Regions from separate parts of the Homo sapiens genome. Here region 1 is linked to region 2. Evidence: chromatin contacts called from ENCODE Hi-C or POLR2A ChIA-PET data. All regions are on one chromosome and are shown on one strand. Each heading gives the region's core, a stretch centred on a gene start or an enhancer-like site at or near the end of the contact. The rest is flanking DNA. Distances are from core to core; before and after follow the strand shown. Region 1 holds the start of LYL1 (LYL1 basic helix-loop-helix family member). Region 2 holds the start of DHPS (deoxyhypusine synthase).

Region 1 (6,703 bases), core at 167-2,666, 420 kb after region 2:
GTGACCCAGGAGGGGCGCTGTTGCCCAGCCTCTGAGCAAATATTCCTTCTTCCAGAATTCCCTCACCTCTGCAGCCTGGAGAGGGAACAAGACAGGGAGCCCCTAACTGATCCTGGGATCCCCAGAAACCCCAAGATTAACCCTGTTATCCTCAGATCTAAAGATCCAACCCAGAGACTCCTCATTAACTCATTGATGCCATGTGAGCTTGGAATCCCTCCAAGATGGACTCTGACCCTTCACGGAAGGCCCCCAGCCCCCACCCAGGCTGACCCTCTGCACCTCAAGAATGACCCTGCGGTTCTTCCCATTGCTGTCCCTGAAAGTGCTCCATAATTGCTTGAGTGACCCCCACTCCCACTGCAAACATCCCCCATAGCAACCCTGTGACCCCACTACTGACACTATGACCTCAAATGCTGACCCTAGACCCCCAAACACTGACCCCACTGCCCAGTCCAGTCCAGTCATGCCCCAACCCTCCCTCTGGCTTGGAAGCCCCCATCCTCATCAGCATCCACGCTTTTTAAAATTTGTTTATTTTTTTAGAGACAGGGTCTCCCTCTGTTGTCCAGGCTGGAGTGCAGTGGTGCAATCATAGTGCACTGCAGCCTCAAATTCCTGGGCTCGAGCCATCCTCCTGTCTCAGCCTCCTGAGTAGCTGAGAGTACAGGCATGTGCCACCATGCCCGGCTAATTTAAAAAAAAAAATTTTTTTTGTAGAGGCAGGTTCTCACTCTGTTGTCCAGGGTGGTCTGGAACTCCTGGGCTCAAGTGATCCTCCTGCCTCAGCCTCCCAAAGTGCTGGGATTACAGGCATGCACCACAATGCCCCGCGATCATCCACAGTTTTGCATACTGTTTTGACATCCCTGTTTGCTCTTGGTTCCAGAGTCCAGGATGTCCCAGCAAGGTGTGAGACTGTTGGCCCCTCTGCCCTGTCTTCCTCAGCTAGGCCCTGGGGAAGCAGGCCTGGCCCCTCACTAGTGGGTCCCTGCTGGTGAATGAATGAATGAAGGAATGAACAAAGGAATGCAGGCTGGGTCCCAGGCCCGGGATCCTCCACCTTTAGGCCCGCTCCCCTCTTACCCCAGCACTGTTCTTGCAGCCTGGTGAGTGCCCTGGCTCTGTCCCGTCAGGGCTGGCAGTCTGGGCCAGGGTGTGGTTTCCAGCGTCAGGCCAGGCTCTGCTGTCTCGCGAGGGTCCGGCCTCAATGCTCCAGGCCCCGGCGTTGGGCCGCGCCTCCTCGTGGGCCTCGGAAGGCCAGGATAGCCGAGGTCTCCGCGTAGGTCCCCCCCAGGGAAAGTGAGCGGCTCCCGGGCCGGCCCGCCTTCTCCCCGCCCCCGGCGGCCCGGTTTCCTCCCTCTCACCCCTGGCGGCGCAGCGGCCGGAGGATGCTGGCCCAGTGCAGATAAGGGCCAGGCTGCCTGGCCGCGCCTGATAAGGAGCCTGGCTGACCCCGGAGGAAACCAGCGGGCGGGGACCTAGCAGCGCGGGCCTCCCGGCCCCGCCCCCAGCCGGCGCTGGCAGGACTCGGTCCGCCACCCCTCAGGGCTTCGCCTTCCGCTCCCCCAGCCACTGTAGGGACCCCGGGCCTCTGGGGACCCGGGCCCCAGGGCAGCCGGGGAGGGAGGTGCCTGGATGCACGCAGGGGGTAAACTGAGGCAGGGAAGCTGCCTCCTCTTATGTCCGAGTCTGCCCTTTGGCTTTGCACACTCCCTGCCCGAATGTCTGTGCTGATGGGGGTGAGGGAGAGCCCTTTCCGGCCCGTTGGGGCCGCGTGACCCTGGGCCCCCACCTCCTCTCCTCACCCAGCCTGGTTCCTCTTTTTACAGAGGCCCTTCCCTCCTCTCCACCACCCCTACCCGGGAGTGGGGCACCCAAAGGGGAACAGTTCTAACAGTCTGGCCTTGGGTGTCCAGCCTGGGCAGGTGTCCCAAGCCCTCAGCACAGTATCCACACATTTCCAAGCCCAGGAGGGTGAGAGGAAGAGCCATGGCTGTCAGGGGTGGGGTGGGGAAGTTGGATTTCCTAGGGTGCTGGGGCTGGTGTGACCTTCCAGTAGATGCCCAACAGGTCCCCACAACTATAGGCCTCTTGGCTACAGGATCACATAACTCCAACTTGGTGGTCCATGGCCCTCACCCCACAGCACCCGGCCCCTTCATGGGGGGCAGTTATCCTGGCTTGGTGGTAAACCTCAAGACCCTACTGGAGCCTCCCACAGGGAGAGGCTCTGGGCACAGCCAGGCAGCAGCAGCTACCAGACTGCCACCCACTTGTGATACTCATGCTTTGGCCCGTCTGTGTATCTGGGCAACTGCAAGAGCCCCCAGGCAGGCAGGCACCCAGCAGCAGGACTACCAACCCCCCCCCCCCCCCGCCCAGGAATGGGGTGGAGCCCAGGACCCCACGATCAACACCTCCATTGCTTTCCTCCAAAGAAGCAGGAACTAAAGTTTTATGCAGTAAAGGCCGGGCTTGGTGGCTCATGCCTGTCATCCCAGCACTTTGGGAGGCTGAGGCTGGCGGATTGCTTGGGCTCATGAGTTTGAGACCAGCCTGGGAAACATGGCAAAACCCCATCTCTACAAAAAATACAAAAATTAGCTGGTTGTGGTGGTGCGTGCCTGTAGTCCCTGCTACTCTGGAGGCTGAGGTGGGAGGATGGCGTGAGCCTGGGAGGTGGAGGCTGCAGTGAGCCAATATTGCGCCACTGCACTCCAGCCTGGGCCACACACCTAGACCTTGCCTCAAAAAAAAAAAAAAAAAAAAAAAAATTAAGCGCTAACTCTGATATCGCTACAAGGAGGGTCCTAAGATTAGCCTCATTACAGATGGGGATGAAGGGAGCAGGAGCCAGAGAGGGGATCCTGCCCCAGGACTCTTCGTTAACGTTACTAAACCCCACTCTGGAGGGCAGGGAGGGGTACAGCTCCCCCTCACTGGGTGTCTGGGCAGCAGCCTGCGAGGTCCCTCTTTGTGTGCACGCCCCCCTCGCCCCGGGCCTCAGGGCAGGAAGCACCTGGTCTGGAGCGGATGCACAGGGCGCCTGGTTCCGGTCCAGCTTCCGCCACTGTGGCCCCTGGAGAGCTGGGCCAAAGAAACCAGGCGGCGAGGAGGCAGCGGCGCGAAGACACGTGGGGGCTACCGGGCAGGAGCGCCCCACTATGCGCAAGCCCGTGGCCTGGAGAGCGCTGAAGGTGGGAGGGGGAAGAGGGGCAGAACCCCCGCGGGAGCGAGCGCACAGCTGCCGCCCCGTGGCCGCTTCGGGAATCGCTGGCTCCGGCTCTGGGGTGGCTCAGTGACCCTCGCTGCAGAGGGGCCGACCACTGTGCAGATGGTCAGCTCCTACCTCCCATACAGACTCAACACTCCAGCCAGGCAGGGGCGAACGATCCCCAGAGGAACAGATCCCAGTCATGCAGCTGTATGGACCAATACACAAACCACAGGCAATCGGGAGAAGGTGACGTGACATCTCTTTATTGGTTCAGTCTATGCCTGGCCCAGCGGCAGCCCCAGGTCCAGGGGGGGTCTGGTTGGAGGTCTCTGGACAGTCAGGGGCAGCATCAGCAGAAACCCTGGGTGTCGGGGGGCTGTGGGAGTAGCAGCACTGGTCCCCGCGTTGACAGGTGCCCTGGTGGGAAGATGGTGGGTGTGAACCCCTGCCCGGAGCTCAGCAGCCCCTGATGGGATCCTTTCCTGGGATGGGAAGCCCACTCCCAAACACTTGCCTGGCCCCAGCTCCCCCAATTCTCTCCCTGTTGCCCAAAGGGGAGACTCATGTGTCCTGCAGTGGAGGAAAGGGAGGAGGGACCTCACCTCCTTAAACCTCTTGCAAGGAAATGTCTTGAGCCGGGCAGCCCGCTGGGCCACATCTTCCGGCGGCTCCTTCCGCTTGTTCTGAAGCAGCCTGCGTCTCTCCTCCATAGCTTCGTCGGCCGCCTTGCCCCTGTGCGAGGGGAGGAGTAGGTGGGACCCCATCTGCCCTTTACCCCTTCTTTCCCTGGCTGAGCCCCACCCCCACCTTACCACCACTCACCCTGGCCGGGCACGAGGCCGGGGACCCCAGTTGGCCTCCGGGTTAGCCTGGAAGCGCTTGAGTCCTCGCTGTCGGGAGCTGGGGTTGGCATCTTCCCGGATGGTGAAGTTGGCCTGCAGCCTAGGGAAGCAGGGGTGGGGCGTTGGGGCTGGGGGAAGCTGCCACACGAGTGTGTCCCCACTCCCCACAGGGCCTGTCCGCCTCCACAACACAGCACGAGGTGTCTGCTCATGTCAGGATTCTCTCATTCATCTAATAAACATTTTTGGTTTTTTTAAAGAGATGGGGTCTCGGCCAGGCACGGTGGCTCATGCCTGTAAATCCCAGCATTTTGGGAGGCTGAGGCGGGTGGATCACCTGAGGTCAGGAGTTCGAGACCAGCCTGGCCAACATGGTGAAACCCCATCTCCACTAAAAATACAAAAATTAGCCAGGCGTGGTGCCGGGTGCCTGTGATACCAGCTACTCGGGACGCTGAGGCAGGAGAATCGCTTGAACCTGGGAGGCGGAGGTTGCAGTGAGCTGAAATCGCACCACTGCACTCCAGCCTGGGCAAGAGAGTGAGCCTCTGTCTAAAAAAAAATAAAATAAAGATACAGGGTCTCACTCTGCTGCCCAGGCTGGAGTGCAGTGGTGCGATCGCCATCAAAGCTGCAGTCTGGAACTCCTGGGCTTGAGCAACCCTCCTGCCTCCGCCTCAAGCTCCTGAGTAGCTGGGACGACAGGCAGGTACCACCATGCCCAGCTAATTTTTTTAGTTTTCTGGTAGAGATGGAGTCTTAATTACTGTGTTGCCCAGGCTGGTTTCATTCCTGGGCTCAAGCGATCTTCCCGCCTTGGCCCCCAAAGCACTGGGATTATAGGAATGAGCCACCATGCCTGGCCTTAATAAACATTTTTATTTAACGACTGTGTGCCTGCATTGTTCTCAGTGCTGGGAATAGACAGTGAACAAAATGGACAAAAAGTTACCCCTGGTATGCTGGTAATGCTAATTTTCTTTTCTTTTGGGATGGAGTCTCACTCTGTCGCCCAGGCTGGAGTGCAGTGGTGCGATCTCGGCTCACTACAAACTCTGCCTCAGGTTCAAGCGATTCACCTGCCTCAGCCTCCCGAGTAGCTGGGACTACAGGCATGTGCCACCACACCTGGCTAATTTTTTTTTTTTTTTTGTATTTTTAGTAGAGACAGGGTTTCGTCATGTTGGCCAGGCTGGTCTTGAACTCCTGACCTCAGGTGATCTGCCTGTCTTGGCCTCCCAAAGTGCTGGGATTACAGGTGTGAGCCACTACGCCCAGCCCAGTCAGCAGATTTAGTTATTTTTATTTTTATTTATTTATTTATTTATTTATTTGAGACGGAGTCTTACTCTGTCACCCAGGCTGGAGTGCAGTGGCGCTATCTCGGCTCACTGCAAGCTCTGCCCCCCGGGGTTCACGCCATTCTCCTGTCTCAGCCTCCCGAGTAGCTGGGACTACAGGCACCTGCCACCACGCCCGGCTAATTTTTTTTTTTTTTTTTTTGTATTTTTAGTAGAGACAGGGTTTCACTGTGTTAGCCAGGATGGTCTCAATCTCCTGATCTCGTGATCCGCCTGCCTCGGCCTCCCAAAGTGCTGGGACTACAGGCATGAGCCACCGCACCCAGCTATTTTTTTATTCTTTTTGAGATGGAGTCTCGCTCTGTCGCCCAGGCTGGAGTGCAATGGCGCGATCTAGACTCACCGCAACCTCTGCCTCCCAGGTTCAAGCGATTCTCCTGTCTCAGCCTCCTGAGTAGCTGGGATTACAGGCACCCACCACCACACCATGCCCAGCTAATTTTTGTATTTTTAGTAGAGATGGGGTTCCACCATGTTGGCCAGGCTGGTCTTGAACTCCTGACCTCAGGTGATCCACCTGCCTCAGCCTCCCAAAGTGCTGGGATTACAGGCGTGAGCCACCTACCCAGCCCCAGTCAGCAGATTTTGAATCTCACTTGAAGAATGGGCACGAGTCTGTGTGGGGCAGCATCTGTGTTGTCTGCACACACATGTGCTTCCATGTCTGTGGGCAGCCCTGGCCGCTCCTGCATGTGCTTGCCCCTACCTGGGCTCCACACTGAGAATGCGGAACGCTGGGCTAGTCTCTGATAGTCGCTCCCGTTTCACCGGACATTCCTTCTCCTGGGGGCAGAGGTCAGAGGTTAGGGAATACTAGGCCCAAGGGACCTCCAGGTGACCACCACCTGCCCTCCCACCTGCATGAGGTCAGCCCTGCCCTCACCCAGCAACGCATGATGTCCCAGAGGGCAGAGGCAGGGGCATCCGTCTTCACAGCGTTCTTACAGGCGTGGGAGAGTGAGACCCGGAAGTCAGCGTGGAGGAGGGCCGACCTGGGGAACAGCAGGGATTATGAGGGAGATGCCGGACTCCTTGACCCCAAAGCCCAAGCTGACCAGCGTAGGTAAGACTACCTTCGGCAAGGGCTCATGGCTACAGAGTTCATTTCTTTTCTTTTCTTTTTTTTTTTTTTTTTTTTTTTGAGATGGAGTCTCGCTCTGTCGCTCAGGCTGGAGTGCAATGGCGCAATCTTGGCTCACCACAGCCTCCGCCTCCTGGGTTTAAGCGATTCTCCTGCCTCAGCCTCCCGAATAGCTGGGACTATAGGCATGTGCCAC
Region 2 (6,205 bases), core at 1,751-4,250:
GTGGGACCCTGAGCCAGGCCCCAGGAGAGTTGCTAAGTGTTGCCTCTACTGTTCCAGAGATAGTCTGGGAGGAGCATAAGGATGCTGAGGCCCCACTAGTTATCTGTGTGACTTCAGACAAAATTACCTAGCCTGGCTGGGCACAGTGGCTCACGCCTGTAATCCCAGCACTTTGGGAGGCCAAGGTGGGAGGACTGCCTGACGCCAGGAGTTCAAGACCAGCCTGGGAAACACAGGGAGACCCCCATCTCTACAAAAAATTTTTAAAATTAGCTGGGCATGATGGCATGTGCCTGTGGTCCCAGCTACTCGAGAGGCTGAGGTGGGAGGACTGCTTGGCCCCAGGAGGTTGAGGCTGCAATGAGCTGTGATCACACCACTGCACTCCAGCCTAGGTGACAGAGCAAGATCCTGTCTCAAAAAAAAAAAAAATTACCACGCCTATCTGTGTTTGAGTCTCCTCATCTAAGAGTGAGGATGCTGAGAATAACAGTACTGAATCCCCAGGAGGCTGGAAAGATGAAATAAGTTAACACATGCCAAAGTCTGGCTACTTTGCTCCCGCTTAGGTCCTCACCTTCTGGGCCCAGTAATACACGGACTCTGGGTTGTTGATCTCCTTGCCCAGCCGGGCGATCATCTTAGAAGGCGTCCACTTTACACCCTAGGAGAGGATGTGACCTTCAGGCCATGCCTCCCCTGACTCCCACTGAACTGGCCCCTCCAGGTTGCCCCAGCCCCACCTCTGTGTTCTGCTCCATCACCATCTGGTCCAGAATGGGCATCAGCCAGTCCTCAAACTTGCAGTAATTCTCATTGGGCACCAGCAGGTTTCCGATCCTGAGAACAGGAGGCATGTAGGCATCAGGCCCCAGGACCCTTGGTCCAGCTCCCCTGCCCAACACCACTCAGGGTTCTCACCTATTGATCCCGTTCTCCCGGAGCTCCTTCCCCCTGAGGCTAAACTCGCCCAAGTATGTGGGCGCCAGGCACTTGATGAGGTCTTCCTCCACGCCGCCAGCTGTGGTCACCAATACGTCCACCTGCAGCCACAAGGCAGTGAATTTGGCCCAAGAAGGAAGCCCCTGCCCTCATTCTGGGCAGAACTTCTAACCTCATCCTTGTCCAGTGACTCTTATGAGGGAGCTCTGCTACAAAACAAAACTTGATTCTATTCCTCTGCTTATAACAGACCCCTATCTGCCCATCTCACTTAAACGATCAATAACTGCATTGCCCATTGACCCAGAGGCCAAGGCCACGGCCTCACCAGGTCCCCACCATGTTGTGCTGCACAAGGTAGCGAATGGTCTCACGGATGCCTGAACTGATGAGGTTGGATGTATATCCCAGGAAAATGGTGCAGCTGGTAAGTGGGCGGCGGCTCTGGGTCAGGTCCGCGTGCTGGTCTTCATCCTGTGACAGTGGTTCCAGCTTCTTCTCGATCTGTGAGTAAGGGCCAAGTCAAGTTAAGCACTGGCCTTAAATCCCAGACTCAGGACTCCAGGTGGGCTCCAGAAACAGATTTCACCCCAGGCCCTGCACATTCAGGGATACAGGACCAGTTCTACAGGGGACCAAGGAACATCTCCTGTGTAAACTCTGCCCCTTCCCAGACCAGATCTCAAGACACACGTTCAGGATTTGCCCCCACCCTTTTTTTTTTTTTTTTGGACGGAGTTTCACTCTTGTTACCCAGGCTAGAGTGCAATGGCGCGATCTCGGCTCACTGCAAGCTCCACCTCCCGGGTTCAAGCGATTCTCCTGCCTCAGCCTCCCGAGTAGCTGGGACTACAGGCGCGCACCACCATGCCCGGCTAATTTTTTGCATTTTAGTAGAGACGGGGTTTCTCCATGTTGGTCAGGCTGGTCTCGAACTCCCGACCTCAGGTGATCCGCCCGCCTCGGCCTCCCAAAATGCTGAGATTACAGGCATGAGCCACCGTGCCCGGCCTTTTTTTTTTTTTTTTTTTGAGACAGAGTATCGCTCTGTCACCAGGCTGGAGTGCAGTGGCGCAATCTCAGCTCACTGCAACCTCCACCTCGCGGGTTCAAGCGATTCTCCTGCCTCAGCCTCCCGAGTAGCTGGGACTACAGGCGCGCAACACCATGCCCGGCTAATTTTTTGCATTTTAGTAGAGACAGGGTTTCACCATGTTGGCCAGGCTTGTCTCGAACTCCTCTTCTCTTGATCCACCCGCCTCGGCTTCCCAAAATGCTGGGATTATAGGCATGCGCCACCGCGCCCAGCCAGCCCCCACCCTTTTAGGAATCAGAGAGCATCTCCTTTCAGATCCGGTCCCTTCCCCGCTGGGAAAAGCAAATCTAAATTCAAGAACCGCCCAGACTTAGGCTCCTCCTCCCATATCCTCCCTTAATTTGTCTTGCCCCAGGCTCCGCCCATTCCAGAAAGCTTTAAATGTACCTAGAACCCGCCCCCACACCAAGAATCAGTCCTCGCCTCCTCAGGTTACCGTACCAGCATGTAACTACCAGAGTGCAAAATCCCCTTCCCAGGACAGAAACTCCCGCCCAGAATAGGTCCCGCCTTCCTCCAACTATTGGGCAACTCAAATAAAAGACATATCCCCTCCACTGGAAACGCTGCCCCCGTCTAGTACCGCGTTGGTTCTACAAGCCACGCCCCTCCGCGTCCCTAGAAATTCCGCCCGGTCCTCACCATGGCATTGACTTGCTGTACAGCGCGCCCGAAGTTGGTTGCTTGGAAGCCGGTGGTGCCGAAGGCCTCCAGCAGTGCGCGGTAATTCACACCGCGGTTGAAGTCGTAGCCCCGGACCTGGGTGCTTTCGGGCGGCAACGTCGAGCTGTGCTTTAGCACGGCGGCCAGCGCCCCCGCTGGCGCCTCCCGTTCCAGGGAACCTTCCATGCGCCTATAGCCGGCTCTCGAGTCAAAGCTGCCCCTAGGCCGGGCTTACGGCGGCCCAGAAACGCGTTAAACCCCGACGCGCGCGTCTCCGCAAGAGCACAGGAAGTAGGGAACGTGCTTTGGGCGAAAGACCGGAAGTTGGTTTATCACGTGACCATTTTTAGCCCCTGTAAACCAGGTCGCCGCCATTTTTGTGCGTGTGTTCCGTAATACGGAAGCCGCGAGGAGCCTTTAGGCCCTTTCTTTCTTTTTTTTTTTTTTTTTTTTTTTGAGACGGAGTCTCGCTCTGTCACCCAGGCTGGAGTGCAGTGGCGCGATCTCAGCTCACTGCCAGCTCCGCTTTCCGGGTTCACGCTGTTCTCCTGCCTCAGCCTCCCGAGTAGCTGGGACTACAGGCGCCCACCACCACGCCCGGCTAATTTTTTTGTATTTTTAGTAGAGACGGGGTTTCACCTGGTCTCGATCTCCTGACCTCGTGATTCGCCCGCCTCGGCCTCCCAAAGTGCTGGGATTACAGGCGTGACCCACCGCGCCCGGCGCCTTTAGGCCTTTTCTTCCTTTTTTTTTCTTTTTTTTTTTTTTGATACAGGGTTTCGCTCTTGTTGCCCAGGCTGGAGTGCAATTGCCCGATCTCAGCTCACCACAACCTCCACATTCCGGGTTCAAGCGATTCTCCTGCCTCAGCCTCCCGAGTAGCTGGGACTACTGGCATGCACCGCCATGCCCGGCTAATTTTGTATTTTTAGTAGAGGCGGGGTTTCTCCCTGTTGGTCAGGCTGGTCTCGAACTTCCGACCTCAGGTTATCCGCCCGCCTCAGCCTCCCAAAGTGCTGGGATTACAGGCGTGAGCCACTGCGCTTCGGCCTTTACTTGTTTTCATGTGTTCTCGACTTCCCATGAATGAAGATTCTTTTTTATTTTTATTATTTATTTATTTAATTTATTTTTGAGACAAGAGTTACACGCTCTTGTTACGCAGGCTGGAGTGCGGTGGTGCAATCTTGACTCATTGCAACCTCTGCCCCCCTGGTTCAAGCGATTCTCCTGCCTCAGCCTCCCGAGTTGCTGGGATTACAGACACCCACCACCAGGCCTGGCTAATTTTTTATTTTTAGTAGAGATGGCATTTCACCATGTTGGCGAGGCTGGTTCTGCCCTCAGGTGACCGCCCGCCTGGGCTTTCCAAAGTGCTGAGATTACAGGTGTGAGCCACCGTCCCCAGCCAAAATTCCTATTTTAATGCCACCTGCTGGAGACCCACTGCTTGGCCCGGCACTCGCCCATTCGTTTCTGTTCTGTCCCCTCGGGAGGGGAGGATGGTTTTGTTGTTGTTGTTGCTGTTTTGTTTGTTTGTTTGTTTGAGCTAGAGTCTTGCGCTGTCTCCCAGGCTGGAGTGCAGTGGCACGATCTCGGCTCACTGCAACCTCCGCCTCCCAGGTTCACGCCATTCTTCTGCCTCAGCCTCCCCAGTAACTGGGACTACAGGCGCCGGCCACCACGCCCGGCTAATATTTTGTATTTTTAGTAGAGACGGGGTTTCACCGTGTTAGCCAGGGTAGTCTCGATCTCCTGACCTCGTGATCCGCCCGCCTCAGCCTCCCAAAGTGCTGGGATTACAGGCATGAGCCACCGCGCCTGGCCTGCTGCTATTTTTTGATAGGGTCTCACTCTGTCGCCAGGCTGGAGTGCTGTGACGCGATCTCGGCCCACTGCAACCTCTGACTCCCGGACTCAGGTCATCCTCCCACCCCAGCATTCCGACTAGTGTGCACCATCGTGCCCAGCTAATTTTTTTATGAGGGTCACTTTTTTTTTTTTTTTTTTTTTTGAGACAGAGTCTCGCTCTGTCGCCCAGGCTGGAGTGCAGTGGCGCAATCTCGGCTCACTGCAAGCTCTGCCTCCCAGGTTCATGCCATTCTCCTGCCTCAGCCTCCCGAGTAACTGGGACTACAGGTGCCCGCCACCACACCCGGCTAATTTTTTCTGTTTTTAGTAGAGATGGGGTTTCACCGTGTTAGCCAGGATGGTCTCGATCTCCTGAACTCGTGACCCGCCCGCCTTGGCCTCCCAAAGTGCCAGGATTACAGGCGTGAGCCACTGCGCCCGGCCGAGGGTCACTTCTTAAGCGTCACCCATGGACAAGATTTCGGTCACCAGGCAGAGTTAGACACAGTTTCATCCTTCCTCAGCCACTTTTGTCTAATGGGATAGTGAGCCCGGTTCGTGCCCTCACAAGTCTCCAAAGCCTTCACATGCTGCATAACGCTCTGTTCTTCCTTCCCTTATAGCTGCAGCTGTCACCTCCACCTCCTCTGGGAAGCCTTCCCTGAACTCCCACTGGGTCAGTGGCCTCTTCTGGGACCCAGGGCTGACGTCTCTTTCCCTCCTGCAAGAATGTGAGACCCTGGGTGTCATCTGTATCTCAAACACACCCTCCTAACAGTGCATACGGCCAACAGGATTATTCACTCACTCTACAATTCATGTAGTCTATTCTCTATGGTGGGCTCCGTGCTAGGCACTAAGGATTTAGTGGTGAACAAGACCAAGATGTGGACCCTGCCCTACTGGAGCCCACAATCTGATTGGGAAGATAGAAAGTTAACAATAGTGGTGAGTGCTATCAGGCCTTTTTTGTTTTTTGTTTTTTTTGGAGACAGAGTTTCGCTCTTGTTGCCCAGGCTGGAGTGCAATGGCGCGATCTCCACTCATCGCAACCTCTGCCTCCCAGTTTCAAGCAATTCTCCTGCCTCAGCCTCCCGAGTAGCTGGGATTACAGGCATGAGCCATCACGCCCGGCTAATTCTTGTATTTTTAGTAGAGATGGGGTTTCACTATGTTGGTCAGGCTAGTCTCGAACTCCTGACCTCAGGTGATCTGCCTGCCTCGGCCTCCCAAAGTGCTGGGATTACAGGTGTGAGCCACCGCGCCCAGCGCAATCAGGATTTAAACAGGATAATTTGAGTCTTTAGGTGGAGGAGTTCGGGATTTTAGTTGGAGGGATGGGTGAAGGACGCCAAGGAGGTGAGATTTGAGCCAAAGCCAGAAGGCTGAGAAAATCCCCGTATGTGAAGATGCAGAGAGGCCATTTCCTGCACATGGGAAGACAGAACAGCAAAAGCCGTGAGGCTGGAATGAGCCTACCTTGTTGGAGGAGACAGACATCCTCCTTGACATCCTCGCTTGGACCTCAAAGTTGCCCCCTCAGCTCCCTCTCCACCTATCCCTGATCTTTCTGCATCTCAGCAAACGGCCCCACCCTCCACTCATCCACTAGACTGAAAAATAGGGATTGGGGCTGGGCGCGGTGGCTCACAC

Evidence for each region. A loop is a pair of places that touch in the nucleus more often than their neighbours do. ChIA-PET counts read pairs that join two places held with the same protein, here RNA polymerase II (POLR2A). Pooled maps may share reads with other maps.
Region 1: a loop to region 2 is called in a map with no recorded cell type, with 6 times the contacts of the local background. The contact joins the promoter of LYL1 here to the promoter of DHPS in region 2. A Hi-C loop is called at or near these places in 1 of 37 single-sample maps with no recorded cell type and 6 of 50 pooled maps. POLR2A ChIA-PET finds 5 or more read pairs at or near these places in 2 of 52 experiments (T-cell and naive thymus-derived CD8-positive, alpha-beta T cell).

What each region holds. Positions count from the first base shown.
Region 1 is chr19:13,101,442-13,108,144 of GRCh38, forward strand. It overlaps LYL1 (LYL1 basic helix-loop-helix family member), which reads right to left and starts at 1,417. Exons shown (of 4, transcript NM_005583.5): 1 at 1,090-1,417. TRMT1 (tRNA methyltransferase 1) reads right to left here. Exons shown (of 17, transcript NM_001136035.4): 13 at 6,310-6,418; 14 at 6,133-6,209; 15 at 4,046-4,165; 16 at 3,826-3,955; 17 at 3,466-3,640. The coding sequence ends at 3,494. It overlaps LOC105372282 (a long non-coding RNA gene), which reads left to right and starts at 2,975. Exons shown (of 2, transcript XR_001753871.2): 1 at 2,975-3,203; 2 at 3,367-3,465. RefSeq lists cis regulatory regions at 1,170-2,090, 2,890-3,470, silencers at 1,190-1,799, 4,520-4,599 and enhancers at 2,880-2,959, 2,894-3,188, 3,100-3,159.
Region 2 is chr19:12,678,880-12,685,084 of GRCh38, forward strand. It overlaps DHPS (deoxyhypusine synthase), which reads right to left and starts at 3,001. Exons shown (of 9, transcript NM_001930.4): 1 at 2,681-3,001; 2 at 1,282-1,446; 3 at 922-1,043; 4 at 744-840; 5 at 578-664. The coding sequence starts at 2,887. RefSeq lists cis regulatory regions at 2,232-2,732, 2,758-3,292 and enhancers at 2,652-3,175, 2,816-3,110, 3,176-3,698, 4,222-4,744.